2 separate regions of the Homo sapiens genome follow, and region 2 is linked to region 1. A link is a loop called in an ENCODE intact Hi-C map of the cell type or tissue named here. Cell type or tissue: B cell. All regions are shown on one strand. Links, peaks and the distances in the headings refer to the core of each region. The heading gives the core; the rest is flanking DNA. Region 1 overlaps NCK2 (NCK adaptor protein 2). Region 2 overlaps NCK2 (NCK adaptor protein 2).

What was found. A loop is a pair of places that touch in the nucleus more often than their neighbours do. Peaks named below come from ENCODE experiments on the same cell type or tissue, not always from the same donor. Only the 100,000 strongest peaks of a DNase experiment are listed, where the experiment ranks them.
Region 2: it touches region 1 in a loop (8-fold over the local background); 3 of 110 quality-filtered maps call a loop at or near these places.

Annotation. Positions count from the first base shown.
Region 1 is chr2:105,825,865-105,842,090 of GRCh38, forward strand. The region is part of intron 2 of NCK2 (NCK adaptor protein 2); the gene reads left to right. Among named protein-coding and RNA genes, the nearest start is that of NCK2, 89 kb to the left of the region's middle. RefSeq lists an enhancer at 9,304-9,353. In B cell, for the core only: no CTCF peak of the experiment used is centred there; a DNase peak (open chromatin) is centred at 9,297; H3K4me3 peaks cover 942 bases; H3K27ac peaks cover 2,139 bases.
Region 2 is chr2:105,764,349-105,780,574 of GRCh38, forward strand. The region is part of intron 1 of NCK2 (NCK adaptor protein 2); the gene reads left to right. Among named protein-coding and RNA genes, the nearest start is that of NCK2, 28 kb to the left of the region's middle. RefSeq lists enhancers at 4,885-5,387, 5,388-5,890, 12,177-12,276, 12,337-12,446, 13,557-14,057. In B cell, for the core only: no CTCF peak of the experiment used is centred there; DNase peaks (open chromatin) are centred at 12,133 and 12,943; H3K4me3 peaks cover 855 bases; H3K27ac peaks cover 2,500 bases.

The DNA of each region.
Region 1 (16,226 bases), core at 7,942-10,441:
GGAGTTCCTTATGCAGTCATAGTGTCCTGGTGATCCGTCAGGTTTGGAGTTCCTGGCTCCATTAGATCTTGATGGAGATTCTGATTAACCAAAGTGATTGCATTACATCCTTTATAACTCTAGAGCAGATTGCTAGGATGGTCTACATCCCTTAGAAGGCTGATACTGTGTATTAGTCTGTTTTCCTACTGCAATAAAGAACTATGCGAGACTGGGTTATTTATACAGGAAAGAGATTTAATTTACTCACAGTTCAGCATAACTGGGAGGCCTCAGGAAACTTAATCATGGCAGAAGATGAAGGGGAAGCAAGGCACCTTCTTCACAGGGTGGCAAGAAGAAGTTCTGAGCAAAGCGGGAAGAGCGGCTTATAAAACCATCAGATCTCCTGAGAACTCAGTATCACCAAGACAGCATGGGGGAAACCGCCCCCATGACTCAATTACCTCCACTGGTCTGTCCATTAACACATGGGGATTATAGGGATTACAATTCAATTCAAGATAAGATTTGGGTGGGGACACAAAGCCTAACCCCACCACCCTTCGAGGACCAATTCTCTCTGCTCAGGTAGTTTGCTTGTAGTGTGGATGATATGTTAGTTGGGAGGCCTGTGATTGTGACTATCTCAGGAATGGAAAACTTAAAGAGACTTATATATAGATTACCTGATTGGTTATGTTTTTTAATGCAAAAATGTAACTAATAAAGCAAGAATTTCTTATTCCCAAATTAGAGCCAAATTCCCAATGGATTGCATGGTAAAGGGCTCTGGATTTGGGTTCTAGGCCCCCTGGATTTGGGTCATTACTGAGTTATCCTCACAGTATCCTTCTCTCTCAATTCCAAGTTCTGGCCAAGTAAGTATCCTTTCCTCTGAGCAGCTTCCCTAGCTCCTCTGCCTTATCCTGGCACATTTTAGAGACATTTTATATATGTGTATATATATATATGTATGTGTGTGTATATATATGTTGAAAATAAAAGGATGGAAAAAGATAGACCATGCAAATACTAATCAAAAGAAAGCAGAAATTGTTATATTAATATCAGATAAAGAACTTTTAAAAGTAGAGAGTTACCAGGGACATAAAAGAGTGTTCATCAAGAAGACATAGCATTCTTTTTTATTTTTTATTTTTTATTTTTTTTTGAGATGGAGTCTTGCTCTGTTGCCCAGGCTGGAGTGCAGTGGCACGATCTCGGCTCACTGCAAGCTCTGCCTCCCACGTTCACACCATTCTCCTGCCTCAGCCTCCTGAGTAGCTGGGACTACAGGTGCCTACCACCACGCCCGGCTAATTTTTGGTATTTTTAGTAGAGACGGGGTTTCACCATGTTAGCCAGGATGGTCTCGATCTCCTGACCTCGTGATCTACCCGCCTTGGCCTCCCAAAGTGCTGGGTTTACAGGCGTGAGCCACCGCGCCTGGCTGACATAGCATTCTTAAGTATGCATGCACCAAACAACAGAGCTGTGAAATAAGAAGTAAAAACTGCTAGAACTACAAGGAGAAACAGACATACCCATGATTATACTTGAAGATCTCCATACTCTTCTCAACAGTTGATAGAACAACCACACAGAAAGTACACAGAAAGTCAGCAGGGCTATAGGAACACTCACCACCATCAATTAATATTATCTAATTGACATTTATAACACTCCACCCAAAAGTAGCAGGATACACATTCTTTTTAGGCACCCACAGAGCATTTGCCATGTTAGGGCATGTCCTGGGCCAAAAAACAAACAGTAACAAATTTCAAAGCATTGAAATCATACAGAGTGTCTTCTATCTTTTAATAGAATTTCTTCTTTTTGCTTTAAAATGAGTCTCAAATGGTCACACATATTGTATGATTCCATTTATATAACATTCTCAAAATGACAAAATTACAGAGATAGAGAGCAGGTTAGTGTTTACAAGGGGTTGGTGATGGTTGTCAGAAAGGGAGGTGGGTGTGACTGTACAAGGGATAATGTCAGAGAGATTTCTGTGATGATGAAATAGTCTTGATTGGCATGGTGGTTATAGGAGTTTACACACATGATGAAATGACAGAACCATATATACTCATTATACTAATGTCAGTTTCCTGGTTTCGATATTTTACTGCAGTTATGTAGAATGTAGCCATTAGGAGGAACAAGGTGAAGAGCACAAGGGACCACTCTGCACACCCTTTGGAATTTCCTGTGAACCTATACTTATCTCAAAATTAAAAGTTTAAACTTTTTTAAAAAGAAAAAAATGTTGAAAGATCAACTCATTTCCTCTTTTTATAGTAGTTTGTAGTTTGGGATCTAAGAAGTGTGCAAGCTTACATAGCAGTAGATGAATAAGTCATAAAAGGAAGATGGAAATAGGAGAGGGGCCAGGGAGAATTGGGCACCGTTCAAGATTGCTGAAAATGTTTTTGCTATCAACGAATTTCCCTGTTCCCTGCTTTGGAACAATATGGCCTAACCATATTTTTGTTGTTGTTGTTTTGATATACAATTATAATTCACAATAATTTGCCTGTAATTAATGTTGGTCAAATTTAAAAAATGGCACTGACCACAAGAATACTACAATTAAAGCCCCATGACAGCACACTCACCCACCGCAGATCAGTGTGGAGTGCAGAATTTAAGCATGTGATAGGTAATGACTTTGTCTCGACTCTGAAGTCTAAGAAACAAGGCTGAAAACAGTAGAAGGCTCTGCAAATCATGGCAGCTACTGCAAATGAAATACCTATTTTCATGAATCTAGACACACAAGCACTAACCCTGGGGTCAAGAGACCCAGGAAGAGGTCTCAGCTTGTCTTTGATCACCTATGACATCTTGAGCAGGTCACCACTTCCCCCTTGGGGCTGCTGTAGGAGTGAAATAGGATGCTGCTGTGTTGACCTCTTAGTAAATTAGGCATGCTCTCTACAGGGAAGGACCATCACTCACTCATCTTTTCAACTGTACCCAGTGGCCACTGTCTGAAATGTCTTCTTTTAATAGAAACCATAGCTCTTAGTATGAGCTCACACACTCCATCTCTCTGAGGCTTCCACCTTTCCCAAAATAGGCATTATTTTTATTAGAGCCCAAATGAGCTGATTCTTTATTTCAGACCCCCAGCTCTGAGTGATATAGTTGGATGGAGTAGAGTGCCAGGCCTAGGGGCATAGCCATGCTGACTGGCATTTTGGGGAGGTTCAGCAAGTGCTAGCTAGTGAAGTACTCTTACTGTCCCTTTCTGCTTGGCCTGTATGCTTTCTTTTTAAAATTTCCATTTGTGATATTTGATAGGTACAAAATACGTAGGTGTCATTTATGTACTTTTGGGGCATAATAATAAGACAAATGCCTGTGAACCTACCTCCCAACTTAAAAACTAGAATATTCTCAATACTGTTCTCTACCTCCTCTTTTGCCATTGCCTTTTCCCCCAGAAGTTATTTTAGAACACTTTTAGATTTACAGAAGGCTTATGAAGATAGCCTAAAAAGTTCTCATATATTTAGCATCTAGTTACCCTTATGATGAACTAAAATTGGTCCATTATTAAGTAAGGTCTGTACTTTATTTGGATTTAAAACTTTTTTAACCTAATGTTCATTTTCTGTCCCAGGATTCCATCCAAGATGCCACACTAGTTAGTTGTCATGTCTCTTTGAGCTCTTCTTGGCTGTGACAGTTTCTCAGACTTTCCTTGTTTTGTTGACCTTGACAGTTTTGAGGAGTCGGGTATTTTTTACAAAGTCCCCCAATTGAGAGTTGTCTGATGATTTTCTCGTGAGGGTTTTGGGAGGAAGACCACAGAGGCAACATATCCTACTCATCTCATCACATCAAGAGTCCATTCTGTCAGAATTCTTCACTCCATACTGACTCCCTCTCCCCCTTTCCCTATGTACTCTTTGGAAGGAAGTCTCTGGGTGCACCCCATAGTTAAGGGAGGGGAGTTCACTGCTTCATCTCCTTGAAGATGGAGTGTCTACGTAAGTTATTTAGAGTTATTCTTCCAACAAGATTTGTCTCTTTCACTTATTTACTAGTCATTCATTCTCTTTTTGTTTTTTTGAGTTGATACATTTTGTTTTCTTCACTGGATCTGTTTACTTATTCATTCTAATTGTTCCTATTAATAGGTAAAGAGTGGTATTTTGATACCTGTATATAGTGTGTAATGATCAAATCAGGGTAATTAGCATATTCATTCCCTCAAACATTTATTTTCTGTGTTGGGAACATTCAAAATCCTCTCTTCTAGTTATTTTAAAGTCACCCTACAGTGCTATCAAACACTAGAACTTATTCCTCCTATCTAGCTGTAATTTTGAATCCAGTTAACCAACCTTTTCCTATTCCTCCCTCTCCCCACCCTTCCCCACCTCTAGTAACCTCTATTCTATTCTCTACTTTTATGCATCAGCTTTTGTAGCTCCCACGTGAGTGAGAACTCTGGTATTTATCTTTCTTTGCCTGACTTATTTCATGTAATATAATAACATTATCCAGGCTTATCCATGTTGCCATGAGTGACAAGTGACAGAATTTTATTTTTTTTCTGGCTGAATAGTATTCCACTGTGTATATGTACCACATTTTCTTTATCCATTAATCTGTTAATGGACACTTAGGTTGATTACATATCTTGGCTATTGTGAATAGTGCTGCAGTTAACATGGGAGTGCAGCTGTCACATCAATATACTCATTTCCTTTTCTGTGGGTAAATGCCCAGCAGTGGGATTGCTAGATCATTTGCACCAATGGTAAATTAGTGTTCCTCTTTGTTTGCATCCTTGCCAGGAATTTGGTGTGTGTGTGTGTGTGTGTGTGTGTGTGTGTGTGTGTGTGTGTGTTTGGTCTGATAATACCATTCTCATTGAGATGATACCTTATTGTGGCTTTGATTTGCATTTCTCTGATGATTAGTGATATTGAGCATTTTTTTTGCTATACTTATTGGCCATTTGTATATCTTCTTTTGAGAAATGTTTATTCAGATCCTTTGATCATTTTTAAAACCAGATTATTTGGTCATTTTTAAAACCAGATTATTTGGGTTTTTCTTTTTGTTTTGCTGTTGAGTTTTTGAATTCCTTGAATATTTTGGATAATAAATAGTCCCTTATTGGATGAATAGTTTGCAAATACTTTCCCCTATTCCAGAGTGTCTCTTCATTTGATTATTTCCTTTGCTGTGCAAAAGCTTTTTAGTTTGATATAGTCCCATTTGTCTATGTTTGCTTTTGTTGCCTCTGCTGTTGAAGTCTTAACTATAAAATGAAAAGATATCTCATATTCATGGATTAGAAGAATTATAATATTGTTAAAATGACTATAGTACCTAAAGTGATCTATACATTCAGTGCAATCCCTATCAAAATACAATGATATTTTTCACAGAAATGGAAAAGACAGTCCTAAGATTTGTAGGAAACCGCAAAAGAACCCTGAATAGCCAAAGCAATATTGAGCAAAAAGAACAAAGCTGGAGGCACATGGTGCTTGACTGGAAAATACGCTACAAAGCTACCAAATAAGCATGATATCTTTTTTTTTTTTTTGTCTTTTTGATAATATCATTCTATGCTGTAAAATCTTTGCCCAGACCAATGTCCTAATGTATTTCCCCTATATTTTCTTCTAGTAGGTTTATAGTTTGGGGGCTTACATTTAAGTCTTTAATCAATTTTGAGTAAATTTTTGTATGTAGTGAAAGATAGGGACCTAGTTTTATTCTTCTGCATATGGATATCCGGTTTTCCTACCACCATTTATTGAAGAGGCTCTCCTTTTCCCTAATCTATGTTCTTGACACCTTTGTTGAAAATTATTTGGCTGTGAATACATGGATTTATTTCTGGGTTCTCTATTCTGTTCCCTTTGTCGATGTGTCTGTTTTTATGCCAATACGATGCTGTTTTGATTACTATAGCTTGTAGTATATTTTGAAGTCATGTGGTGTGATGCCTCAAACTTTGTTCTTTTTGCTCAGTATTTCTTTGGCTATTTGAGGTCTTTTGTGGTTGCATACAAATTTTAGGATTTCTTTTTCTATTTCTGTGAAAAAGTCACTGATATATTGATAGGGATCACATTGAAAATGTAGATTGCTTTGGATGTAATGGTCATTAACATGGGATATCTTTTCATTTGTTTATGTCCTCTTCAATTTCTTTTATCGGTATTTTGTAGTTTTTAATGTAGACATCTTTCACTTTCTTGGTTAAATTTGTTCTTAGGTATTTGGCTTTTTTTCTTTTATTTTTAGCTATTATAAACGAGATTGGTTTCTTTATTTCATTTTCAGCTAGTTTGTTATTGGTATATAGAAGAAACACTACTGATTTTTGTATGTTGATTTTAGTATCCTGCAATTTCACCGGATCTGTTTACCAATTCTACAGTATTTTGCTGGAATTTTCCGTTTTCTTTTCCAGTATGACTGCTTTTTCTTTTTCTTGCATAATTGCTTTGGCTAGGATTATAAACAATACATTGAATAAGAGTCGTGAAGGAATAGGCATTCTTATATTTTTCCAGTTGTTAGAGGAAAAGTTTTCAGCTTTTGCCTATTCAGTATGATGTTAGCTGTGCATCTGTCGTTAAGGCTCGTATTACCTAATTTGTTCAGAGTTGTTATGAAGGAATACTGAATTTTATCAAAATGGTTTTCTACATTTATCGAGATGATCATATGGTTTTTGTTCTTCATTTTGTTGATGTGATGTATCACATTTATTGATTTGCATTTGTTGACCACATCCTTGCATTTCTGGAATGTGTCCCACTTGATCATGGTGTATTGTCTTTTTGATATGCTGTTGGATTTACTTTGCCAGTATTTTTTTTTTTTTTGAGGATTTTTGCATCTATGTTCATCAGGCACATTGGCCTGTAGTTTTTGTTGTTGTTGTGTCCTTGTCTGTTTCAGGTGTCAGGATAATACTGGCCTCTTAGAGTGAGTTAGGAAGAATTCTCTTCTCTTTTTTTTTTTTATTTTGTTTCGTTTCGTTTTTGTTTCGTTTTGTTTTGTTTTTTGGAATAGTTTGAAAAGAATTGGTGTTAGTTTGTCTTTATAAGTTTGGAAAAATTCAGCACTAAGGCCATCCAGTCCTGGTCTTTTCTTTGTTGGGAGACTTTTTTTTTTTTTTTTTAAATGGATTCAGTCTTGTTGCTCATTATTAGTTTGTTCAGGTCTCCCCTCCCCTCCCCTCTTTTTTCTTTTCTTTTTCTTCTTTTCTTTTTTTTGAGACAAAGTCTCACTGTTGTTGCCCAGGCTGGAGTGTAGTGGCGTGATCTCTGCTCACTGCAACTTCCATCTCCCGGATTCAAACGATTTTCCTGCCTCAATCTCCCGAGTAGCTGGGATTCCAGGCATGCAGCACCATGCCTGGCTAATTCTTTTGTACTTTTACTAGAGATGAGCTTTCACCTTGTTGGCCAGGCTGATCTCGAACTCCGGGCCTCAGGTGATCCACCCACTTCCCAAAGTGCTGGGATTACAGGTGTGAGCCACTGCACCCAGCCAGGTTTTCTATTTCTTTCTGCTTCATTGTCAGCAAGTTATGTGTGTCTAAGAATTTACTTGTTTTCCTTGGGTTTTCTAAGTTATTGGTGTATCATTGTTCATATTAGTCTCTAATGATCTTTTATATTTCTGTGGTAACTTGTAAAATGTCTTCTGATATTATTTATTTGATATTCTGATATTATTTATTTGGCTTTTCTGTTTTTCATAGTCTAGATAATTGGCAATTTTCATATTTTTAAATAAACAACTTTTTATTTAATTGATTTTTTGCATTTTTTTGGCCTCTTTTGTTCAGTTCTCTGGTCTTTATTATTTCTTTCTACTAATTTTGGGTTTGGTTTGTTCTCACTTTTCTAGCATCTTGATCTTTCTACTTTTTTGATGTGGGCATTTATTGCTATAAACATCCCTCTTAGCACTGCTTTTGATGTATCCCACAGTTTTTGGTATACTGTGTTTCCATTTTTATGTTGTTTCAGATTTTTTATTTCCTTCTTAATTTCTTCATTGACTCATTGTTCATTCAAGAGCAACTTGTTTAATTTGCATATATTTATACAATTTCCAAAGTTGTTATTGATTTTTAGTTTTATTCTATTGTGTTCTGAGATAATACCTGACTTTGATTTATAAAAATTTCTTATGACTTCGTTTATGACCAAACATACTGTAAATCCTAGAGAATGTCCCATGTGCTGATGAAAGGGTGTATATTCTGTAGCTGTTAGATGAAATTTTCTGTAAATGTCTGTTAGGTGAGTTTGATACATAGTGCAGTTTAAGTCTGATGCTTCTTTGTTGATTTTCTGCCTGGATGATCTGTCCAGTGTTTGTAGTGGGGTGTTGAAGCCCCCAACTGTTGTTCTATTGGGGTCTATCTCTCTCTTTAGCTCTAATAATATTTGCTTATATATGTGGGTGCCCTGTTCTTGGGTACATATATATTTACAATTGTTATGTCTTTTTGAATTCACTCCTTTATCATTACGTAATGACTTTCTTTGCCACTTTATGTTTTTTGACTTAAAGTCTATTTTATCTAAATTATATTTTGTCTGGTATAAGTATAGCTACTCTTGCTTACTTTTGGTTTTCATTTCTGTGGAAGATTTTTTTTTCATCCTTTCCCTTCCAGTCTCTGTGTGTCTTTATAGGTAATGTTTTTTGTAAGCAGCATATAGTTAGGTGGTGTTTTTTAATCCATCTGTCCAGTCTATATCTTTTAATTGGGAAATTTAATTCATTTACATTAAAGGGTTTTTTTTTCAATTTTAATTTTTTTATTTTTTTAGAGACAAGGTCTCGTTCTCTTACTGAAGCTAGAGTGCAGTGGCATGATCATAGCTCCCTGTAGCCTTGAACTGTTGGGTTTAAGTGACTGCCCCCCTGCTTCAGCCTCCCGGGTAGCTGGGCCTACAGGTAGATGTGTGCTACCATGTCTGGCTAAATTTTATTTTTATTTTTGTAGAGATGGGGTCTCATTGTATTGCCCAGGCTGGTCTTGAACTCCTGGGCTCAAGCAATCCTCCCATCCCAGCCTCCAAAAGTACTGGGATTACAAGCATGATCCACTATGCCTAGCCCTACATTCAAGGTTGTTATTGAGAGATGAAGGCAAACTCTTGTAACTATGTTAAGTATTTTCTGGTTGCTTTGTATATCCTTTGTTTCTTTCTTCCTCTCATTGTTTTTCTTTGTGGTTTGCTGGTTTTCTTCAGTGGTAATATTTGATTCCTTTCACTTCCTCATTTATGTTTTCGCACTACCAGTGAGTTTTATACTTTTGTGTGTTTCCATGATGGCAGATATCATTCTTTTGCTTCCAAATGTAGGGTTTCCTTAAGCATTCCTCATAGGGCCAGTCTACTGGTGATGAATTCCTCCAATTTTTGCTTGTCTGGGAAAGACTTTTATTTCTTCTTCCTTTTTGAAGGATAGCTTTGCTGGGTATAGTATTCTTGGCTGGTTTTATATATATATACATATATATACACATATATATATATATATACGTGTATATATATATATATTTTTTTTTTGGTCAGCATTTTGAATATATCATAGTGAACTCTCCTGGCCTGTAAGGTTTCTGCTGAGAAATCTGCTGTTATTTTGATGAGGATTCTGTTTTATTTTACTTGATGTTTTTCTCCTGCTGTTTTCAGACTTCTCACTTTGTCTTACTTTTGACAGTTGAACTGCAATGTGCCTTGGAGAGGACTTTCTTAGGTTGAATATATTTAAGGATCTTAGAGTTTCCTGGATCTGGATTCTTTCTCCCACAAAGGGAAGTTTCCTGCTATTACTTTATTAAAGAGGGTTTCTATGCTTTTCTCCATCTCTCCTCCATTTAGAAATCCCAAAATATGAATATATGTTTGCTTAATAGGATCCCACATGTCAGGTAGGCTTTCTTCATTCTTTTTTATTCTTTTTTTCTGAATTCTGGTTTGACTAGGATATTTCAAAAGACCTGTCTCTATGTTCAGAAATTCTTTCTTCTGCTTGATCTAGTCTCTTTTTGAGGCTCTCAATTTTTTTATTTAATTCATTTAATTATTCAGTTCCAAGACTTTTTGTGATAAATATCTCTGTTGAATTTCTCCATGAATTCTCATGAATTGTTTTTCTGATTTCGTTGAATTTTCCATGTTCCCATGTATCTCACTGAGTTTCCTTAAGATCATTATTTTAGATTCTTTTTTAGGCATTTTATGGATTTCCTTTTCTTTGTTCTGTTATTAGAGAATTACTGTGTTTCTTTGGAGGTTTTATTGTTTCCTTGCTTTTTCGTGTTTCTTGTATCTGTACGTTGATATCTGCACTGTTAGCGAAATAGTTTCTTTTTTTCAGTTTCATGGAGTATCTTTCATAGGGAACAGAGTTTTTTGTAGATGTATGCTATAGTATCATTTGGGTAGGATGCTTTGGGTTTGATTCTGGGTGAGCGTAAAAGTGTAGTCTTCGTATGATTTCTTGGACTGTAATCACTGTCAGTGGTGTCTGCAAGTGCCTCAGTGGCTTAAGCTGAAGTTGGTTTTGGAGGCGTGGTGTGGCTTTACTGAAAACAAGGACAGTGGGTGGGCTGGTTTTCAGGCCTCCAGGCTGCGTATGTGGCAGCTTACTGCTGGAGGGAGCAAAGTTGTTGGTGGAGGTAGTAGCAGGCCCCATGCAGTCAGCTTTCAGGCTCTGGGGAGACTGTGCATTGGCTCCCTTTGTTCTAGGGGAAGCCTTCCTTCTGTGCTGGACCACCTGTTCTACAGGGTGTAGGATGCTGCTTGGGTTCAGGTGTTGGGATTAGAGCTGCACTGCTGGGTCCAGCTGGTATCAAAACACTGCAGCTCTTTGGGTGGATACGGTGAGATGTTGACAGGACCCCAGGGATGTGGAGATGCTGGGGCCCCTAGGAGGATGCACTCTAGTGTGAATCCAGTCTCCAAATGGTGCCTTGCTGCAGCAGCCTGGGACTCAGGGAGTAGGGGCTACCCAGCATGAATGGTCTTTCTAGAGTAAAACAACTGCATGGATGCCAGGTACCTCCCTTTATGGGGCTCAAGGCCTATGATGGCTCTGGCTAAGATTGTAGGCATCTGTGGTGTGAATGTGGTCTGCTGTGGACCTTTAGCTTACTTTTTCCTATAACAGGGAGTCCCCCTTGGCTCTGAGTCAGTCCTGGCTGGCTGCTTTTCTTTCCTCTGTGCTGCCATCCTGAGCTTCTGTCCCTCGGAGGGTCTTGTTGCTTCTTTGCTGAATTCCAGTGTTCTCCCTTGGACATTTTACTTGCTGTGTGGTTATCTATTGTTTTAGTTCTTTGTGGATGAGGTGATTGCTGGGTGTGTCTCTAGTAGGCCATCTTAATGACGTCAAGCTCCTTGATTTTTAACGTTAGTTTTACCACATATGTAAGTCTAAACTACATTGTTTAATTTTGCTTGTTTTAGGGCTTTATGAAAATGGATCTATGTAGTATGCAGTCCTTTGACTTCCCCAACGCCTCCCCAATTGCATATTGTTTCTCCAAGTCATCTGTGTGATTGTGTGGGGAGTGGTGATTTCTTGGTTTTCACTTTCTTGGTATGATAGTGAATCATGTGACTATACCACCTATGTATCTTCCCTCCATCAGGGTTATTTTCTCTTCTTTAACTGTCATAAGCAGTACTGCCCTGAGCACTGTGCATGTCCCTGAGGCACAGTGCAAGAGTTTCTGTACTGCATATAAGTAGAAGTGGAGCTGCTGCCTTGTACGTATGTCAGTATTCTGCATTACAAGATAAGCCCACATTGGTTCCAAAGTAGTGATTCTGTTTTACTTTGTCCAGCACATGATGTGTATTCCCATTGATTTTCAACCTTCCTAACACATTATCAACCTTTTTCATTTTTACCCATCTACTATAAAATGGGATCGTATTGTGGTCTCAGATTATGAATGAACTTGAGTTATTTTTATGTTTATTCACCATTTGTGCTACCTGTCCTTGCAATGACTGTGTATTTTGCCTGCTGCCTAATTGAGTTATTGGTCTTTTTGTTGTTGAATTGTAGGAGTTCTTATATATTCAACACCAGTCCTGTACGATTATATGTGCTGTTTCCAACAGTTTCTTTACAAGTATATTTAATCCTATTTTGATCTATGAAAATCAATAATTCCTACATGAGAATTCACTGTTAAGCCAGACTTTCTGTTTAACTAGAACAGTCCTTTTTTTTTTTGTACCAGCAATAGATAACCACTATTTATAAACCTTAGCATTTTCAAGTCACAAGAAAATCTTGTGTTCTCACAGCTGTGCCGAAAGGGCTATATGCATTTTGTTTTGTTTCAATGTTCAGCAGCATATTTTAAAATTAAATTTTGGAGTTGATAAAGATAAATGCAAATTTTTAAATGCTGGAATTTTATTAAAATGTTTTTTTTTTTTTGGCCAGGTAACTAGTCTTAGACAATTGCCTTCTCAGTCATTTAATGAGCTTTCCTAAACTTTATCTTTCATTATCTGTGGCTGCACTAATCATTTGCTAAAAAGAATTGGAAGATTCACTCTTTATTACTGATCTGTATTTCATGAATATTTATGTATACTCCCTGTACTTTCACCCTTTTACCAAAGTAGCTGAATAATATAAAATTTAAATTTTTTAATGGAATTATTTTATGGCTCCCATATGAATAAAAGACCCCTTATTATGTAGAATAACAATGAATATATCAAGAAGTGGGATTGTTTTAAATGAAGCACCTTAAATTTGAATCCACATGCAAGGTAGGGCCTCAGTGTAGGATGGAATAGTTTGTAGGCATCTTGTATCTGTGTGTCTACTGTGGTGATGGAGACCATCAACACCTACTGATGGAGGCCGACCGTAGGCCTTTCATCCACTCTCTCTTTCACATGTTTGCTGAGTATATATATGCATGCTAGGCACCCATCTAAGTCTTGGCTTACAAAGGGACAAAGTCCTTGTCTTCAAGGAGTTAAGTGCAGTCAGAGAAAATAAACGATAAATAAATTAAAATGTGTGTGAAGTAATGGTAAGGGCCATGGAAAAAGAGAAAACAGAAGAAAGGAATGGAGAGTGGTGCGGCAGCTATTTTATATGAGGTGGGGCAGGTTTGGCTTGGCAGAGAATTGGATGGAATCAGAGAAGGAATATGAGAGAGGCAGGGAGAGCAAGGGAGGGGACATTTGAATGGCGGCTTGAACAAAGTAACAGAACAAAGAGTCCTGCAGAGAGCTGGGGAAGAGCATTCCAATGCGAAGACCCCAAGGTGAGAATCAGAGTTTGGAAAAACTGCCCAGGGTCAAGGTCTTTTAGGCTTTGGTGCAGCTTTGGATTTGGTTCTGTTTGGGTGGGAAGCTGCACTGGGGTTTGCAGAGAGGACTGACACAAATACCTTTAGTTTTTAAAGTTCCCCAAAGCGAGTGCCAGGAGGGTAGAACAGAGAGACTGGTAGACTGGAGAGGTGCTGTTGGTCTGGAGTGAAGTGCATGGGAGAGAAGGGGTGGATCTGAGGCATATTTTGAAGGCAAGTCTGTGGGGTTTGCTGCTGGAAAGAATGGGGAGTGAGAGACAAGAGCTTGAGGGATGAGTCTCAGATTGGGGGCTGGGTCAGCCCACTTAATGGTTGTCTAATACCCACTTACTCAGAAGGGCAGACTGCGGGAGGCACAGGAGGTAGTTTGTTTATTTGATTGGTTTCCTTTTGTTTTTCATGGGGAGAATGAAGAGCTTAGTTTTAGACGTGAGATTTGAAGTGCATGTTAGACATCCAGATGCAGATGTTCACCAGGTAGCTGGGTGCAGGAGTCTGGCATTTGGGGATAGAGCAGGGTGGAGACCAACATTTGGCAGCAACAGATGGATGACACTCAAAGCCAAGAGGGCGGATGGAGGGGAGGCTCCTAGACGGCCTGGCTACCCCTCCATCTTTAGTTCAGAAGCACAAGTAGAGTGAGCCAGAAAACTAAGAAGGAAGGGTCAGCAAGGGACAGGCAGCAGGGCTGTGTGATCTCCGCGCAGCTGGTGGACGGTGTGTTTCCCAGAAAGGCTGGTCAGCAGTGTCTGCTGTAGTGGACATGCAGGTAACAAGAGGACCTTTGGATCTGGCAGTATGGTAGGGACAAAAGCCAATTAGTGGAGGCTCAAAGATCAGGTTGGGGAGGAAGTGGAGATGGCAAGAGGAGACAGCTTCTGGTAGAGTATCCCCTCTATAAAGGAGAGTTGGTGGGGTTAGGGGCAAGGGAATGTAATCACAATATGGAGGAGAATTTAGCATGTCTTATGCTAAATGAGATGATCCAGAAAGACACAGTAGCTCCAGGGAATAATTATAGGAGCAGGTTCCTTCCAGAGGTGGGATTCAGTCCACGGAGGAGGACAGGCCTCAGAGAGGCACCCAGACAGCTCACCCCTGTAACACGTGGGACACATGGAGATGTTTTCTTCCGATTGCCTGAATTTCTGTTAATGAAATAAGGAGGGCAAGTGAAAAAATATGCAGTTTCTCCTACTCTACTCTACTCTCACAACACACTTCTGTCAGCAAATGTCTGGGTATCTCTCCCCAACAGCAAGTAAGCAGTTGCTTCTGCAGCAGATGCCACTGAAGGTCTGCTAATTTAATTCAGCTCTGACACTGTTGACCTGGAGACAGCATCAGTCCCATAGTTTGGGGACTCAGTCCTCAAGACTGCCCCTCCACCCCCACTTCAGATGCCAGTTGCACGTCCCAGGTTGTTTTAACCAGTAATTCTGGCTATAAACTGGGGTTCCCATGTTGCCTTCCTCAGGTTCAATTAATTTGCTAGAGCAGCACACAGAACTCAGGGAAACACATTTACTGTGTTTTGTAAGGGAAAATAAAAAATCTCAGGACCTCCTGCTAAACTGCTTATGCAAAAGGGTGGCTTAGGCCCAGAGGCTGAATCTTGCATCCCCCTTTTCCTAATGAACAGCTGTTACCACCATTATGCATCAGCCAGGTCCCCACGGAAAGGTAAAAGGCCGTGGGCATCTGAAAGGCTGCCCCCACAGATCATTCTTAAGTAAATCCTTTCCTGGCTTCCCAGAAACAAGGACAGACCAGTTGTAACTTTAGGTCAGTAATTGAGGTCTACCTTCTAATTCTCCACACTGATAGTGTGGATTACAAGCTTATCTTCCCAGGTGCAGAACAAGTCCAGACTCATTTCTTCCACCTACCCAGAGATGACTGCATAATTGTCTCTTCCGACATTCACTTTATCTGATGTAAAATGTAGATTTACTGGGCACTAACCAAAGTCTCACAGGCATGTAACCTTTTCGCCTTAACCGCCAACCTACCTTCCCCTACTTTAAGGAAATGTCTAAATACTAAACTTGAAAACCTCTTTGGAAAAACAGATGGCTCTGTGGCTTATGTTTTTTCCCTCGAAAAGCCCTAAAGTTGGCTTAATAAACTTCTGTGATTGAATGTCTACCTCAGTCACTCATTTTGGGTGTCACTATAAAGGATATTTTTAAGGATACAGATGTAGAGGTGTAGGTAGGGTGAGGTACAGGGGAAGGGGCACGGAGCTTCCATGCCTTCTCCAGGAACCTCCCCGTGTTCAGATATCTGGAAGCCCATCTGAACCCTGTCTTTTTGGGTTTTTATGGAAGCTTCATTGCATAGGCATGACTGGTTAAACCCTTGGCCATGGATAATCAACTTGACCTCAGCCCCTCTCCCCTTCTTGGAGGGTGGAGGGTGGGGTTGAAAGTCCCAACCCTCTAATCCTGCCTTGGTCTTTCTGGTGACCAACCCCATCCTGAAGCTGCCTAGGGGCTGCCAGCCACCAGTCACCTCATTTGCATACAAAAAGACACTTACATTTGAGGCTAAGCCAGGAAATGGGAAGATGACCAAATGTGTTTTATACGGTATCATAGAAGGTCATTCATCAACTGAGGCTACAGAAAGGGGAGGAGATATTAGAGGATGGAAAAGAAAGATATTAATAGACCCTTCAGAGAGGGGAAGGGAGCTCGCTTAGAAAATGGAGTTAAGTTGCCAGGAGGCACCAAGAGTCCACTTGAGGCCAGAGATCAGAAATGTAAAATGGCACTAGCTGCCCTGGGGCAGGTGTGAAGTAGGTGAGAGTTAGATTTAAGCAGACCTGAGATGTGGTGAAGGGAAAGTAGTAATAGTATTTGTGGGGGTTTTT
Region 2 (16,226 bases), core at 11,115-13,614, 58 kb before region 1:
ATGCTTCCTTCTGCAGGGCTGTCTGAGCTCCACATGTTTATCGCCGGCCACCCTCCTAGGACTGCATCCCTGCAGGAGCCTGCAGCCTGCTCTGCTTCGAGGCTCAGCCACAAAGCTGCCTCAAAACCTGATGGCCTGCCTCATCTGACTGAGACAGGTGAGCAGGAGGCAGAATGATACTGGTCACTTGGCTCTGGTCTTCCCAGGTGGGGTTTCAGCAGTACCAGGTAAAAAGATCTCAAAGTGCAAACCAAACACACAGCTGCTTTATGGAGACCTAGATTCCTGAGATGTATTTTTCTGGCATTGCTTTTTCTTGGTGTGAATTTACTTTTAAAGATAGAGATAATATACTGACTCTTAAGCATAGTTTTTGAAAAGCGAGATGCTTCCTGTAATCTCACCATCCTGAAAGAGAAACTTTTCATATTTGCAGCTCATCCTTGTAAGTATTTATAACTTTTGTATAATTTTCTATTCTTCTCACTCTGAATATTTTTTCCACTTTACTAGTTTTTCAAATCCTTTTTTTCCATGTTGTGTGATATCCCATGGAGTTGAAAGCGCCACACTTGCATAAGTAGTGTGCTCATTTGGACATCTAAATTTTTGCTCCTGTAGACAAGGTGCCTGTGTACGTCTCTGGGTATATTTCTCTTCTTCAGTGGAACCATTTTTTTTTTTTTAGTGTAAATTCCTTGGAGAGGCATTGCAGAGTTACATGGTATGGACATCTTTATGGCTCTTGATGCATCTTGCCATAACGCCCTTACAAAGGGTTATGCCAGTTTTCAGTAGTGTGGAAGTATCAATTTCACCCAAATAATACTGCTTTTGAAAGTCAGTGTAAATGGTCCCTCCATAAAGGCATTTTGGATTGATCTATTCTAGAGGACCGTGTCTCAGAGTGATGATAAAACAGTGTCACTGCTGTTTTGAAAACAAATTGACGAGAATTTGTACATACTGTGACTACCATGTCCTTTTAAAACAGGCTGACTTTAAAATGGCCCTTGAATTTCAGGGACTCTGCCAGTAGTGCTCACGGATTTAGCATTCCATCATGGTCATCCTGAGGCCGGCCCCACGGCCAGTTCTTGGCTTTTCCTTTCGAGCTGGTGGTCCCTTCTTTGAAGGGACTCCCTAATGGCAGATGGAACATTCTCAGCCATGGTATGACTTTTCCCTTTAAGGGTGACTTTAGTTTTTGTTAGACTGTTCTGTGGGGACTTGTTTGGGGCATGATGTCAGTGACAGGGCTGGATTATCGTATTTTTGGTCGCTGGCTAAAACAGAGACAGAGGTAGTGGGTAGTGGGTTTTTTTTTTAATTACTAATATGTTCCTTAAAGACATTTTCAGAAACAGTTGCAAATATTTTAGATTTTCACACCCGTAACAGGCAGATAGCCTCCCACAGATACAGCTTAGAATAGGGGGTGTGTGTGTGTGTGTGTGTGTGTGTGTGTCTGTGTGTGTGTGTGTAAGTCTGTGGAGGTATGTGTGTTAGCTGTCTTTCATTATATAAAAAATTAAGAGTCTAGGTAAGCCACACCCAAACTCCAGACCCACAGAGACAATAAATATGTGGGTGTAAGCTGCTGAATTTGCAGTGACTTGTTACATGGCAGCAGGTGACGCTTACACTGCACAGGTATGACCAGTTCCTGGTACTCTGGCCCAGACTTTGCTTCCTGCCAAGCAGGACTCCCTGACATTGCTACCATGGATAGTAGAAATCGCTTTATACTGTTCCCTTCAAGAGTGTTAAAGGAAACAAAAGAATGAGGGGAGGCGCAGGTGGGGCTGAGTGGGGAAGTGGGGCCTAGGAAGCACATTCTGGTAGCAGGAGAGCCCGGGAATGTGGGGACTTCCCACCTGGGAAAGTCTGTGTTCTGCATGGCTCTGGGAGGGCCTGGAAGGTGGGGAGAACCTGATGTATTTCTTTCTCCTTCTCTCACCTCTTTTAGGTTTTCTTTTTCTTCTTCTATTTAGGAATGGGGCCTTGCTCTGTTGCCCAGGCTGGAGTGCAGTGCCGCCATCATGGCTCACTGTGGCCTCGACCTCCTGAGCTCAAGCAATCCTCCCACCTCAGTCACCTGAGTAGCTGAGACTACAGGCATACACCAGCCCCAGTGAAGTTTTTAATTTTTGTTGTAGAGATGGAGTCTCACTGTGTTGCCTAGGCTGGTCTGAAACCCCTGGCCTTAAGGGATCCTCCCACCTCAGCCTCCCAAAATGTAGGGATTACAGACTTGAGCCACTGTGCCTGGCCTAGGTTTTCTTTTTCTCCACTGCTTTGTATCTGTTGACTTGTCACCTTTCAGGGTAGTCTGTGAGGGAGAATCCTGGCGGGGGCGGGGTCTGCAGGTGAACATCGAACCAGCCCTGGCTCTGTCCCCAGACCTTTCCTTTACTCGGCTATCCCTCCATCTTGTGGGCATGCAGGATTTTCGTTCCCTCCAAACTATTTCCATCTGTAGTGAGTAGTGTTAGTTTGACTTACAAATTAATATTTAAGCCATCAAATTAGTTTAGTAACTGGCTGGAGGCTTCTGGCTCCGTCTTCCTGCTGCCTGTGCAGTGTTGGTGAAACTCAGGAGTGAAGAGAAGATGTGAAGAGACACGCTTGGGAGGAACTCTTCTCACCTGAGGACACCTGCCCAGGTGTGTCACACCTACTCTTATGGTCAGCTACTCGTATGGTCAGCCAGGTTCAGGCCCACACACACCAGTGCTGGGTTCCTGGTGCCTGCTTATCTCTCTGGAGCCAGGGAGGCTCCGACCTGGAAGCCTGGACCCCCGTCTGTGTTTATCTCATAGATACCATTCCATATTCCCAGGTATATGCTTGTAATGTTATTCATGTCACACATACATGTCATGTCATTGAACCAAATGCAATTTGCTGTTAATGTAATACTGCTCGTGACGTGGCCTACTTGGATGTCTGATATGAGCTTAGAAGCCTAACAGGAAGTTCACCTGCAAAATTGGACCCTCCCTATTCCCTTGTTTCCACAATAACCTAGTTAGTATTTTGTGAAAGGTGTTCTTTATAAGTGTTACATTCTGGTGCACTGATGATACAGTAATTGATTTAGGAATATCTGTTACTCTTTGTGGTTACAGTAGAGGTTGGCAAAGTGGCCCATGGACCAAATCCAGTTCACCTGTTTGGGTGTGAATACAGTTTTATTAGAACCCAGCTGGGCTCATTCATTTCCACAGCATCTGTGGCTGCCCCATGTTGCAACAGCAGAATTGAGGAATTGTGACTATGTGGCCCACAAAGCCTGAAATATCAGGCCTTTTCCAGAAGAAGAACCGCAGCCCCTAGTGTGCAGCAAGGAACAGAAATCAGGAGAGCTGCATTGGAGTCCCTGCTTTGTCCCTTTATTGGCGCGAGGTTTGAGGTTTCCGTGCCCGCACCTGGGAAAGGAGGAGGAGGATACCCATTGTCTCAGGGGATTGCTAGCATGAAATTGTGGGACATACTGGGTGGTTCCCAGCACTTAATATGCACTTAATAAATACTAATTCCTTCCCTCTCTATTACTCACATCCCCGGCTCTCATCCTTAAGTAGTTGCTGTCTTTCTACATGTGAAAAATTTGAGACAAAAAAATGGACATCAGTACTTGTGTTTTCAGAAATGAAGACATCTCAAGCAGCACTGTCCAGCAGAAATAGAACATAAGCTGCCAGTGTGTGCTAGATGTGTAACTTCACCTCTCCCAGTAACCACATGAAAAAGGCTACAAATTTTAAGTCTTCTGTAGTCCAACATAACCAAAATATTTCAACATATACTCAAATAATTGCTAATGCCATTCATTTGCTTTCTTTGCCTGTCTGTAGAGTCCAGTGTGTGTTTGCCCTCACAGCAAGACATAGCTGGACTCACCACCCCTTGAGTGCTCAGTGGCCGCGTGTGGCCGGTGGCTGTGTTATCAAACAGGTCTCTGATTCTCTGACACCACCTAGGTGTCCCCTAATTTGGTTCAGTTCTGACACTAGCTTTTCAGGGTTCGTGCCGGCCTCACAAGTTTTGAGGGCTAAGTCCCACAAGACCATCCCCATTTCCGTCACCAGTTGCATGTCCTAAGCCACCTGTACTTCTGATCAACTGGCTGTAAATTGGGGTTCCCATGACCTCACTTCAGGTTCCATAATTTGCCAGGACAACTCACAGAACTCAGAAAGGCACTTTGCTTATTGTTAGTGGTTCCTATAAAGCTAGGTTGTCCAACCCGCGGTCCAGGATGGCTTTGAATACGGCCCAACACAAATACTTAAACTTTCTTAAAACATGATGAGTTTTTTTTGAAATTTTCTTTTTCTCATCAGCTGCAGTTAATGTTAGTGTATTTTATGTATGGCCCAAGATGATTCTTACAGTGTGTGTGGCCCAGGGAAGCCAAAAGATTGGACACCCCTGTTTTAAAGGATGCAACTTAGGAACAGCCCAAAGGAAGTGACACATGGGACGAGGGGTGGGAGTCCCCATGCCCCCTGGGGGAGACACCTCCTAGTGCACCATCCCAATGAGTTCATGACGTGGAGGCTCCCCACATCCCATTTTTCAAGAGTTTTTGCAGCCCAGTCTCCTGGCCCCCCACCCCTCCCAGAGGTTGGGGTGTAGGGGGTGCAGAAAGTTCCCACTCTCTAATCACACGTTTTGTCTTTCTGGCAATGACCAGCTCCCCTCCAGGCTATCTAGGGGCACCCCCCAACCCCACTGGTCACCTCATTAGCATAAGCTCAGGTGTGGTGCACTGGGGCTCTCTATGAATCACTAAGGGCACTCTTGTTGCTCAGTAAATACCAAGGGCTTTAGGAGCTCTATGCCAGAAACCAGGGACCAAGACCAGAGATCTTTTTTATTATCCACCTGGGCAGCCCTGTCAGCCTGCTGCCCCGCCCCACCCCTCCCCTCCCCATCCCCAGCTGGCTGCGCCCTATTTAAAGCCCTCCTCTCAGTAAAACAGCTGATGCGTGCCTATTTTACATTCTTTTCTACCCTGGGTCTGACGAATCATGACTCTCACTGTGCTGGTAACTCCCCCGTTCTTGCTTCTCAGGAAGCAAATGTAGGAAAAATATAGTAACATTTCTAAGGAAGCTTAGAGATACAAAATGTTTAAATGTAGCACAAAAATTGTGACTCTACTTATAATAACGTACAGAAGAATAACTCCACAGTAGAAGTTAGGCATCCATGGCTGCAGGTTTTCTAAGAAATGGGACGTGTGGGTGACCTACTGCACTGCCCACTGCCCTCTGGAGGGAACCATGGGGTAATTAGAGTCATTGGCCAAGAAGGGCCAGGGGTCCACGCAGCTTCCGCCCTGAGGAGTTGCACTGTGCAGTACAGCCAGGCGGCCACAGGAGCCACTGTGGCAGGGAATGCATGTGTCAGTGTGTCAGGCGTGGTCAGTAAAAGGAGTTGTAGAAGGTAAACCGGAGAAAAACTCAGATTTTAATCCCTCGGAGTAATCTTTGGCCTCTCCTCCTTCCGTGTGTGATGTTTCTTTGTTTTTAATTTTTTGACCTTCTGCTTTTTGATTCGGGATTTTGGAGCCAGAATGCCTTGGCCCCGCCATGAGGTCTGACTTGTGCTGGCTACTTTACCCTTGGTGCCTCCATTTCCTTCACTGGAAAATGGGTGATTGTGCAGAGTACAGTGAGTCAAACCATTGAGAGTGGTGCCTGGCACACAGCATTATTTAAGTATTTTTGCACTTAATTTCATGTAACATAAAGCACTAATAAGTAAAAAAAAAAAAAAAAAAGAAAAAGGTATATTGCAACAAGAAAAAGGATGGTGCTGTGGACATGGGGTGTGGTTGCTAAAGGAATTTCTAAGAATCAGACTTCAAAAAAATGTTAATATTCTGGACAGAATTCTTTTCTACAGAATTCTTTGAACTTTAAGAGCATGATTGAAATTTCTGTTACAGTGTGACTCCAGTTAGAGGTAAACTTAGTGGCTCTATCTAATGCTGAGATCTTTTTAAAGGATGATGTTTGCATCTGGCTTTGATCTTTTGAGAGGTAGATTTATGTGTCCTGATTAAAAAGTACAGTGCTTTTCTTACAACTAAGAAGGCCTGAAACTTACTGTAAGGTTGTGTGTGTGTATGCGAATGTGTGTTTACATAACTGATCATATTTAAAATCATTTTCTTAGAAGTAGAAGGCTATAGAATATCTGTCATTTTTAGAGTGTGTAGATATGCTCTAGAAACAGACCACTGATCTGTAAAATGATCAGGTCAGTGATTCGGATTTGATTCTTGTGTGAATCACAGAGTGCTATATTGCCTAGGATATGGATATCGATATTTAGTAATCTGAATTATTTTTCATTATTTTAAACTTAAAGATCTTTAACAGGTCAAGAAAAATAATACTTCTGAAAATGTATTTCTACCCCTTTAAAGTATTTCAGATCCAGGAAGTCATTTTGGGTTAAACAGTTTGGCATTTCAGTTTGCTTATCATTTCAATCTTCAGTGTTTGGCAATTCTGATGTTAATATCATGATTTCTTTTTGTTTGTTTGTTTGTTTTTGCTTTTGTTTTTGTTTTGAGACGGAGTCTCGCTCTGTCGCCCAGGCTGGAGTGCAGTGGTGCGATCTCAGCTCACTGCAAGCTCTGCCTCCCGGGTTCACGCCATTCTCCTGCCTCAGCCTCCCGAGTAGCTGGGACTACAGGCGCCCGCCACCATGCCCAGCTACTTTTTTGTATTTTTAGTAGAGACGGGGTTTCACTCTGTTAGCCAGGATGCTCTCGATCTCCTGACCTCGTGATCCGCCTGCCTTGGCCTCCCAAAGTGCTGGGATTACAGGCGTGAGCCACCGCGCCCCGCCCAATATCACTATTTCTATCCCCTTTTATATTTTCCATTCTGACTTTCTAGTAAAAAAACATGAGGGCTGGCGGGGTGGCTCACGTGTGTAATCCCAGCACTTTGGGAGGCTGAGGCAGGTGGATCACCTGAGGTCAGGAGTTCAAGACCAGCCTGACCAACATAGTGAATCCCCGTTTCTATTAAAAATATAAAAATTAGCTGGGTGTGGTGAGGGCGCCTGTAATCCCAGCTACTTGGGAGGCTGAGTCAGGAGAATCACTTGACCCGAGAGGTGAATGTTGCAGTAAGCCGAGATTGGGCCACTGTACTCCAGCCTGGGCGACAAGAGTGGAACTCCCTCTCAAAAACAGAAAGACCTAATTTAGACAAATATTTCAAGAAGTTTCCCATTGTTTCTAATCATGTCACTTAGGTAGAAAGTAATGTTCTTTTCTTATCAATAGAAGGCAGCTTTTTTAAAGCTGATGTTTCTCAAATAGAGGCTACTGAGATTTGCTTTGAGTTCATAAAGCTTTCTAGAAAAAGCATGTACCTGGGTTGACCGCTACTGGCAGCTTTTTCTAACCATTGTTTTCTTCTGTCTGAAGTAAAAACCCTCTGGTGTGAAAGCTGCCATTCCTTTGTGAGGCCTGCCCATCACTCAGATCTATATTTTTCTCCGCAGCTGTTCCCAGAAGCTTCCTCAGACTGACTTCCTCCCTCCCAGGGCTGTTCCAGGGCCTCATTTTCCACTCCCTCCCAGACACCCTTCAAAATTGGATATTGTCGTCAAAGTGTCCAGGAACTCTTCAGCTCTGAGTCTTTGAGAACTCAGCTTGTAAGCTGCGTCCTGCCTGTGGAACTGCCGATCCTGGCTCAGCCGAGGGCAGTGTCTGAAGGATGGCGGAGGGGGTAGCGTTTGCAGAGGCTGAGAATGCTGTGTTAGCAGTTTCCACCGGTGTCTTCCCAACAGCCTCTCGGAGCCTCCTGGGAACTCTTGATCTCTTTGGCCCTGAGTTTGAGAACCATAGATTTATTTAGACTGTTGATTTTTAACTTTCTCAAGGCTCAGCTCATTATTTGTTTATTCCCAAAGGAGAGCCTTCTGCCCCATGGAATAAACAGCACTAAGCATCCTTCCCATTTGCCTGTGTTTGGTCAGGATAAGAACCTAGAAAAAGGAAAATGTTCCTTTCTTTGTTCCCGGGGAATGTGGGCATAGTCCTGGGTTTCACTTTAGCCCACCTGATGTCCTGCCTTTTAGATAGCTGATCTAGCCTCACAGATGTGCTTCTCCAGAAGTGGCCGGATCTCTGGTCCTCCTCCCTCCGCAGCACTGGGGTCAGCCGCATGTTACTGATGCTGGGTTAAACATTGAGCCAGTACTTGCCTGTCACTGTTGGCTCAGCATGCAGTCATTATTGCAGAGGACATGGGAATAAGTCAATGACAAAAACACTGTGCTTCTGACTTCAGGGAGGCTCAGAGGCATTAGTGACCTCCTACTAGAGTTTTTCCCCGAAACTCTTCTTTCTGGAATTGACTTCTTCTCCCCTCCCATTTTCACAGTGAGTGCAGCTTCCTTTCATCTGGGAACCAGAGTCCTCCCTGTCCTTGCCCTGCATCTAGGTCTCCTGGTCCTTCCTTCACAGTGTGTTCCTGGCGACCTCCCACATCATCCCACGTGTCCACATTTTTTTTTTTTTTTTGAGATGGTCTCCCTTTGTTGCCCAGGCTGGAGTGCAGTGGTGTGATCATGGCTCACTGATGCCTTGAACTCCTGGATTCAAGCAATCCTCCTGCCTCTGCCTCCTTAGTAGCTGGGACTACAGGTGTGTAGCACCCCACTCAGCAAATTTTTTTTTTTTAATTTTTCTGTAGAGACAGGCCCTCACTGTGTTATCCAGGCTGGTCTGTAACTCCTGGCCTCAATCCATCCACCTGCCTCAGCCTCCCAAAGTGTTGGAATTACAGGCATGAGCCACCTACCATCTGGCCGTCACTCACCTTTTTGCCAGTGAGTGCCAAGGATATTTTTCTTTAAGAAACCAACATCAGCAATTGCAGTTGTTTCTCGAATCCTCTAACACTGGCTTAGTCCCCCTTGTCCCTCTCCTTTCCAGCCACCCGCTTGAGGCAGACCTGTCTTCTCGCCGTCTGGTACACGTGCCGGCCTCCATCAGTCCATGCACCTTTGCTCATGCTGGTTTTTCATCCCTGGAATGCCTCCTTGTTTCCCACATGCTCAGCTCAGGGCCATCACCACTGCACCTGGAACCTGCTGGGCAGGTAACTTCAGTGTCATAGAAAGACCCCATGGTGTCTGGCATCTGTGCTTCATACTTCATGTCTTTCCTTCCCCTTCCCCAGTCCTCTGTCAGCACCCAATACCATAGTATCCCTTTGACACTATGGTTCATTTCTTATATGCTAGAGCATCCTGGTTTATGGATATTTTTTCTTTGGAAGACTTGAAGCAGCAGTCACCCACTCAACAACTATTTGAGCACCTACTCTGAGCCAGGTGCTATTTCAGGCCCTGGTGATCCTGCGGTGGAAAAGGAGCACCCAAGTGCTTGCTCCCCTGAGCTTGTGTCTGGCAGGCTGCCTGGAGAATCGGTAGTGGTGTGGACTGTTGTCTTTTGTTCTTATGCAGTGTTTTGGGTAGTCCAGCAGTCTTTTCTTTAACTGTTTTTATTTGCCTTAAACAAGACAAAACCCTCTGTTTATAAGAAAGATGTCAGAGGTACCAAAATGAAGTGTGCATCTGGAAGTCCTCAGGTGGAAGATGTGGATTTTTCCAGCTATCTTTTTTTTTTTTTTTGAGACGGAGTCTCGCCCTGTTGCCCAGGCTGGAGTGCAGTGGCACAATCTTGGCTCACTGCAACCTCTGTCTCCCAGGTTCAAGCAATTCTCATGCCTCAGCTTCCAGAGTAGCTGAGACTACAGGCACGTGCCACCACACCCAGCTAATTTTTGTATTTTTAGTAGAGACAGGTTTTCACCATGTTGGCCAGGCTGGTCTCGAACTCCTGACCTCAAGTTATCCCCCCGCCTCAGTCCTCTAAAGTGCTGGGATTACAGGTGTGAGCCACTGTGCCCAGCCTCCAGCTATCTTAGTAACAGATGTTTTAGGTACCTGAGTCCTCCTCACAGTAGCTGAGCCCTTACAGCAAGCCTTAACTTGGCTGTGTGATGATGGTCTGACTGGTCTGACAGATGCTCAGTATTTTCTGTGTTGGCAAAAATAAAATTGATGTATTGGTCAGAATCTGGTGGCCCTCCCTGTGAATGGACCCCTTGGGCCCTGGTGTGTTGAGCCCCTGGAACAATGTATTTGGGTCCCAGAGTCAGATTTGATCGTCTCAATTTGGGCAGGTGTCCACTGCAGGTCTGGTCATGTGGCTGGGGAAGGCACACACACAACGAACTCTAGACCTGGCTGTTGGGGCCTGTCCACTCTGTGGTGCGGTAGGGAGAGGAGGTGTCAAGTTGTCTGGGGCCTGGATGACGAAATCTGTGTTCCACAAGTACACTCAATTTTTAACTCACGTTTATTTTGTAACTTTTGTGAAGCATTCATTGGACACTGAGTACTGGGTATCATCTATAAAGCCACTTTTCTTTTTGAGTTATGTGTTGAAAGAAATGTGGCTTAATGAGCCGTGTAGATGTACAGCTGAAAAAACGCTTTCTAAAATCATTACCAGTCCAGGCACCGGTGGCTTATGCCTGTAATCCCAGTGCAGGAGGATCAGTTGAGGCCAGGAGCCTGAGGCCAGCCTGGGCTGTATAGCAAGGCCCTGTCTCTACAATGATAATAATAATATAATAATAATAATAATTACCAGATGGATTCATGTAGAAATTGAGTCACACCATGGTGTCTGAATACCTTGTCATCTGATGTTAGCTAAACTTTAGTTTTTAAAAAATAGTAATAAGTGGTATTTGTTGAGGGGTGGTTTTTACGTGTTAGTCATGTTGTAAGTAATTTGCACTGTGTGTGGCATGTGGGTGCCTAATCAATGAGAATTTGCCTGTTTCTTTGTGGATTTTTAATTTTTCATGATGGGAAATTTCAAAATTTAAGAATCCTGAATCCTGGTGTGCCTGTCACTGGACATCAGTAGTTAACTCACCTCATTCCCTTCCCTGATCTCTGGGCTCCCTATTAGATTATTCAGATTCCAGGTAGATAGATAATTATTTTTAACCGAAATTTAGTTTTTAAAATTTAACTTCAGATTGATCTTGTTTGAACTTAATCATTTTTCCTCTGACTTGCTTATTTTTTTCAGTTGTCATTGTAGCACATTGATGTGTTCTTTCTTATCTCCTTTTGGGTTTTAAACATTATTTATGAATTTATGCCTTAACTTAAATTGTCTACAGCTTCTGCTGTAGACAAAGGAGCTGTTTGTTTCATGCAACCTTTCAAGTGAAGAATAATCAGCTAATTACAACTGTTTGAAAATTAGCTTCCTTTTTGTTTGTTTGTTTTTCCTTCCTACCCTGGGAGCCTGGCTGGCATCACTGGGAGCACCACACCTCCCGGTGTGGTGAGCTTGGGAGCTACCTTGATTCACTTGGATTCTTTTAATGTGTATTTGTGTTTTTGTGCACTAATCAGGCTCATTATTTTCTCATCTGTAAATGAGAAACTTGGAATAGCTGGTCATCAAAAAGTTCCTTTTTGATTTTGTGGTTACCAAAACCAAAACAAAGCACCACCACCAACAAAAAAAACAGTGCGAGGGATAATTGTTGACCGTCAGTTGCTTAGGGAGTTAATGACTTCCACCTGGGAAATAATTTGAAAAAATGTCCCCCTTGTATTTTGGTTTGGCCCAATTTGGTGTGGCCTGGAGCATGTCCCTTACTGCAGGCCACCTCTGGGGGTGTGGGTGCGGAGCAGGCCATGCCTGGCTGGGGACCTCCCCTAGGAATCTCAGTGCTCTGCCCTGCCATTCGCTCCCACTTCCTGTACGTTGCTACAGTGTCCTGGGTGGGGACACCCCAACTTCCGTCCCAGCGACAGAAACCGTACATCCTGGGTTTTCTGTAACACTCAGTTTCTTACCTTTTGCCCTTTATTTCTATAAGTCCTCCAAATATCTTAACATTTCAACATCTTCTGGAAGCAGCCAAAGCACGTTTGGGGGAGGGAGTTCAGAACCCCTGTCACCATGCATATACCAGGTGGGCCCATTTGACTGGGACAGGGTGGCCGCCCTCCAGGGTGTACAGTCACCCAGCTGTGGTTGGGGGCTGCTTCCTGTGCCATGCCATCTGCTAGCCTACCCACCCGTGGAGGGCTCCTGCATGCTGCCAGCCTTGGGTTGTCCCCTGGCCTGGCAGGGGACCTCTATGACATTTTGAGCATGATCAGAAAAAGGAACTTGTGGATTTTCTTTTAGGGTTAGCTGGTGAGCAGATGATGCCAGCTAGCAAGCCACCTTCCTCCTCCAGCCAGCCTCCCTCGTTTTAGCTCAGCCATCCCAGCAGGGCTGGACTTAGTCCAGGCTCCGGGCTCCCAGCTCCTGGCTGCAGGGATCTTTAGCAGTCGGACCACACGTGACTATTCGAGGGTACCATAGCCCTCTGGTTTCTTTCTGGTAGTCAGTACTGCTGACCTCACTTTTCAGATAATCTCTGCTCTCCTCTGGCCTTGGGGTTCTTCCTGACCCCTTGGAGCCTCTCTCAGTAAATGGAAACCTCCTAGGGGTTTCATATAGGCAGAATCTAGTATGGGGAGTGGCTTCACGAGAGTGTGAAGGGCTGGACAGCCAAAGGCATCTTCCCCAGAGATCAGAGACTAAGAAAGCTGCCGCTGTCCCTAGGTCTGAAGGGCAAAATGAGGCCTTGAGAGTTCCCAGAGCCTGAGAGCAGGTGCTCTCCTCACTGCTGCTGCCGCCGAGCAGGAATTCTGAGCCCACGGCCCTGCGGCTGTCACTGGGCACTCCACCGATGGCAGCTGGAACCTTCTACTCTCGTCACTGCTGCTTTAGGAACCTGCTGTCCCCATAGCCACGAGCCGGGGTGTTGCGGGGGGGCAACGCTTTGCCCTTCCTCCTGCCTTTTAATGTTGCACCTGGTTGTGTCTTTGACAGAACTTAACCAGAATCCAGCTGGCAAGGGTAGCTTTCAGGTACAGAGGAGGGCTGGGGCAGTCCTCACACCAGGAGGCCACATCTTGCACACAGACTCCTGAGAGTGTGGGTGGAATGAAATGACCCAGTGCTCACCACCTGGCACGGCGTGGGTGGAGAGTGGTAGGTGCTGTGCATTTTCTGTATGGATCAATGGAAATGGGATATTGATAATCATGCGGATTATACCCACACACCAAAATGGAAAAACAAAACAAATGAAAAGTTTAACATGACCTGCTTTGGCCAGTGGAAATGACTATAAATGACTTCAGTTGCAGCTGTTCTCCGGGTAACAGTCTGTGGACACCAATGCGCACAATTCCTATCAAGGTCCTGTGTGTAGAGCCACTGTGGACACTGTGGTTCTCTGGTGCATATGTTGTGGGTGGAGAAGCAGACCACTTGAAGCCCTGGTAGGAACTGTTTGCTCCTGTCAAGCAGGAAACAAACACGTGCATCTTGAAAATGCCGAGCTCCCTTTGCAGTTCTGTGCTCGTATTGAAGAGAGGATCGGTACTGGGGTGACAGCTCACAGGATTCCAGCAGCAGCACCTTGGTTTCGCCTAGCCGTTCAGCCTTTGCCTGTCTTCTTGTCATGGAAAGTTCTTTTGTTTGAGACCTGGACTTTGTGAGTCTCTCCTAGCTCCCTTATTTGCACCTGCCTTTTCTCCTCACCTTCTTCAGCTGTGCTTGGAGGAGCTGCCAAAGTGGCAGTAAAAGAAACCCCATTGAGCTCTGTGAAGTGAGAGAAATTTGTCCTAAGGACAAGATGTGTTGTGAAGGAGATGTTGGCAGGCCTCTGGGACTGGGTCCCGGGCTTAGAGGGGGACTGGGGACCTAGAAAGCCCCCTGCCTCTCAGCTCTATCCCTCTGCACATTACAGACTGGCCGTCCCTATCCCAGCACATGTGGTAGTGACCTTTGCCAACATCCTGGAGGCATGTGTCTCCAGCAGAGGCTGGAGCCTTCAGGATCTGTTCTGTGTTCTAGCCTTGAGGAAAGAGCTGCTTTGGCCCAGTTTGGTCAGCTGCCCACTCTGACCACATCTGCTGACCATCCTCTGTGGCGTGGGAAGTGGTGGTGTGTAAGAACACACCTGCCCTTAACACTGTGTGCATGGGGACCAGGGAAGGGCGGTGATGGCAGAGGGAAGAAGCCCTTGGTTCTGGGCAGCCTCTCCATGGGGATTTGCCGGCAGAGTTAACTCTCACAGAGTAATGCAGGATGCTGGTGGCTGCGTGAACCAAAGGTGCCCCTATTAACTGGAGTTTCTGCACATTCCTCCTTAGGCTGGGAAATCATGCCCTTGTTACTGCACTGGTTATGTGTATCAATTGAGATAATGGTTATTTTTTTCTTCTTTCATTTCTTATTATTTTTGTAGAGACAGGATCTCACTCTCTTGCCCAGGCTGGAGTGCAGTGGTGTGATCATAGCTCGCTGCAGCCTCAAACTTCTGGGTTCCAGTGATCCTCCTGCCTCAGCTTCCCAAGTAGCTAGGACTATAGGCACACACCACTATACCAGGCTAATTGAGATAATGGTTATTTTTTTTTTCAAGAGCTTTAAGAATATGCTTTAAGAATATCTTTTTTAAACTTGGAAATTCAATATTTAAATGTTAAAACAAATAATTGAGAATAATTTTCATTAATAATCCATCATAAGGCTGGGCACAGTGGCTCACACCTGTAGTCCCAGCACTTTGGGAGGCTGAGGCAGGTGGATCACTTGAGGTCATGAGTTTTTGGCCAGCCTGGCCAACATGGTGAAACCCTGTCTCTACTAAAAATACAAAAATTAACTGGGCATGGTGGCACATGCCTGTAGTCCTAGCTACTCTGGAGGCTGAGGCATGAGAATCGCTAGAAACTGGGAGACAGAGGTTGCAGTGAGCCGAGATTGTGCCACTGCACTCCAGCCTGGGCAACAGGGCGAGACTCCGTCTCAAAAAAAAAAAAAAAAAAGAATCCGTCATAAAATGTGTTTATTAAAATCACTCCTGAAGAAAACAGAAAACACCTAGACTTGAGGCTTTTAATCTTTTTTAATTAACTAAAGGGGATACTTTAAGTTGATTGCCATGTGACTGTTATATATAGAGCTTCAGTCTGTCTGAATATGGCTGCATCTCTGCCACCTACCAAGTGGTGGGTGGCTGCGTCCAGCTGAACTTGGCTTCCTGGAGCTGGGTGCAGCCTCCTGGCTGCAGACCTGAAAAGGACTGCCCATTCTTTGTGCTTTACACTTGGCCTTGTGGGCAGATGGAAAGGAGAGCTTGCTCTCCGCCCACGGGAGACGTATGCAGGTGGAGGAGAGGAGGAAAGAGCTTTGATTTTTTTTTTTCCCACTAATCAGCTTTTGAATTGAGCCTCTTGGTCAGACCATGATTTAAAACGCACACTCACATACATATACATAGTAATTCCCTAGCAGAAATGTAGCTTTGTAGAGTCCTCACGTTCTGTATGATGGATTAATTCCCTTAGTTATAGGAAGGAGAAACTGATATGGGGAAAACAGCCTGAATGCCATAGCCTACGAGACCGCCTTCACCCTCTCATTCAGGATAGCGTGTACATATCCACATACTTCACAGCTCAGCGAATTCTCAAGACCTCCTGTGTGTGCTTCCTTGGGTTATTTAATTCAATTCTACTCTTTTCATAAACTACTCTAATTTCCGTTTTTCCAGTTTTGCCTTTACCTTATTCAATGGCATTATTTTAACTGAGCATATTTTGGACGTACTAGAAATGAAGCATATTTCCTTTGTTTTAAAATTTCTGGTTGCAAGATTAATCAAGAATAATAAATATTTATTGTAGAATATTTGGAAGGTTTTTAAAGTGAAATTTCTATTAATAAAACCATTGCTTCTCAGCATCTAGATTAAGTTGGGACCTGATAGTCATAAATATTTAGATGTCTGTCACATTTATTTCCATAATATGGGAGAGAGATATATACACACACACACACACACACACACACACACACACACACATTCATCTAAAGGACACACACACATACTCTCTCCCTTTCTGGCTCTCTCATTTTCGTTTGGTATCTGGGTTAAAATTCTAATGTTCATCCTCAAATCCTGCTTCTCGCTCATGTCCTGTGTCACATCCATATAGATGTTGAATAAAGTGATAACCACATTTTTGTCATCTATACCTGGGCACTATTGAGAGTGGGAGGGGTGCTGTCTGTA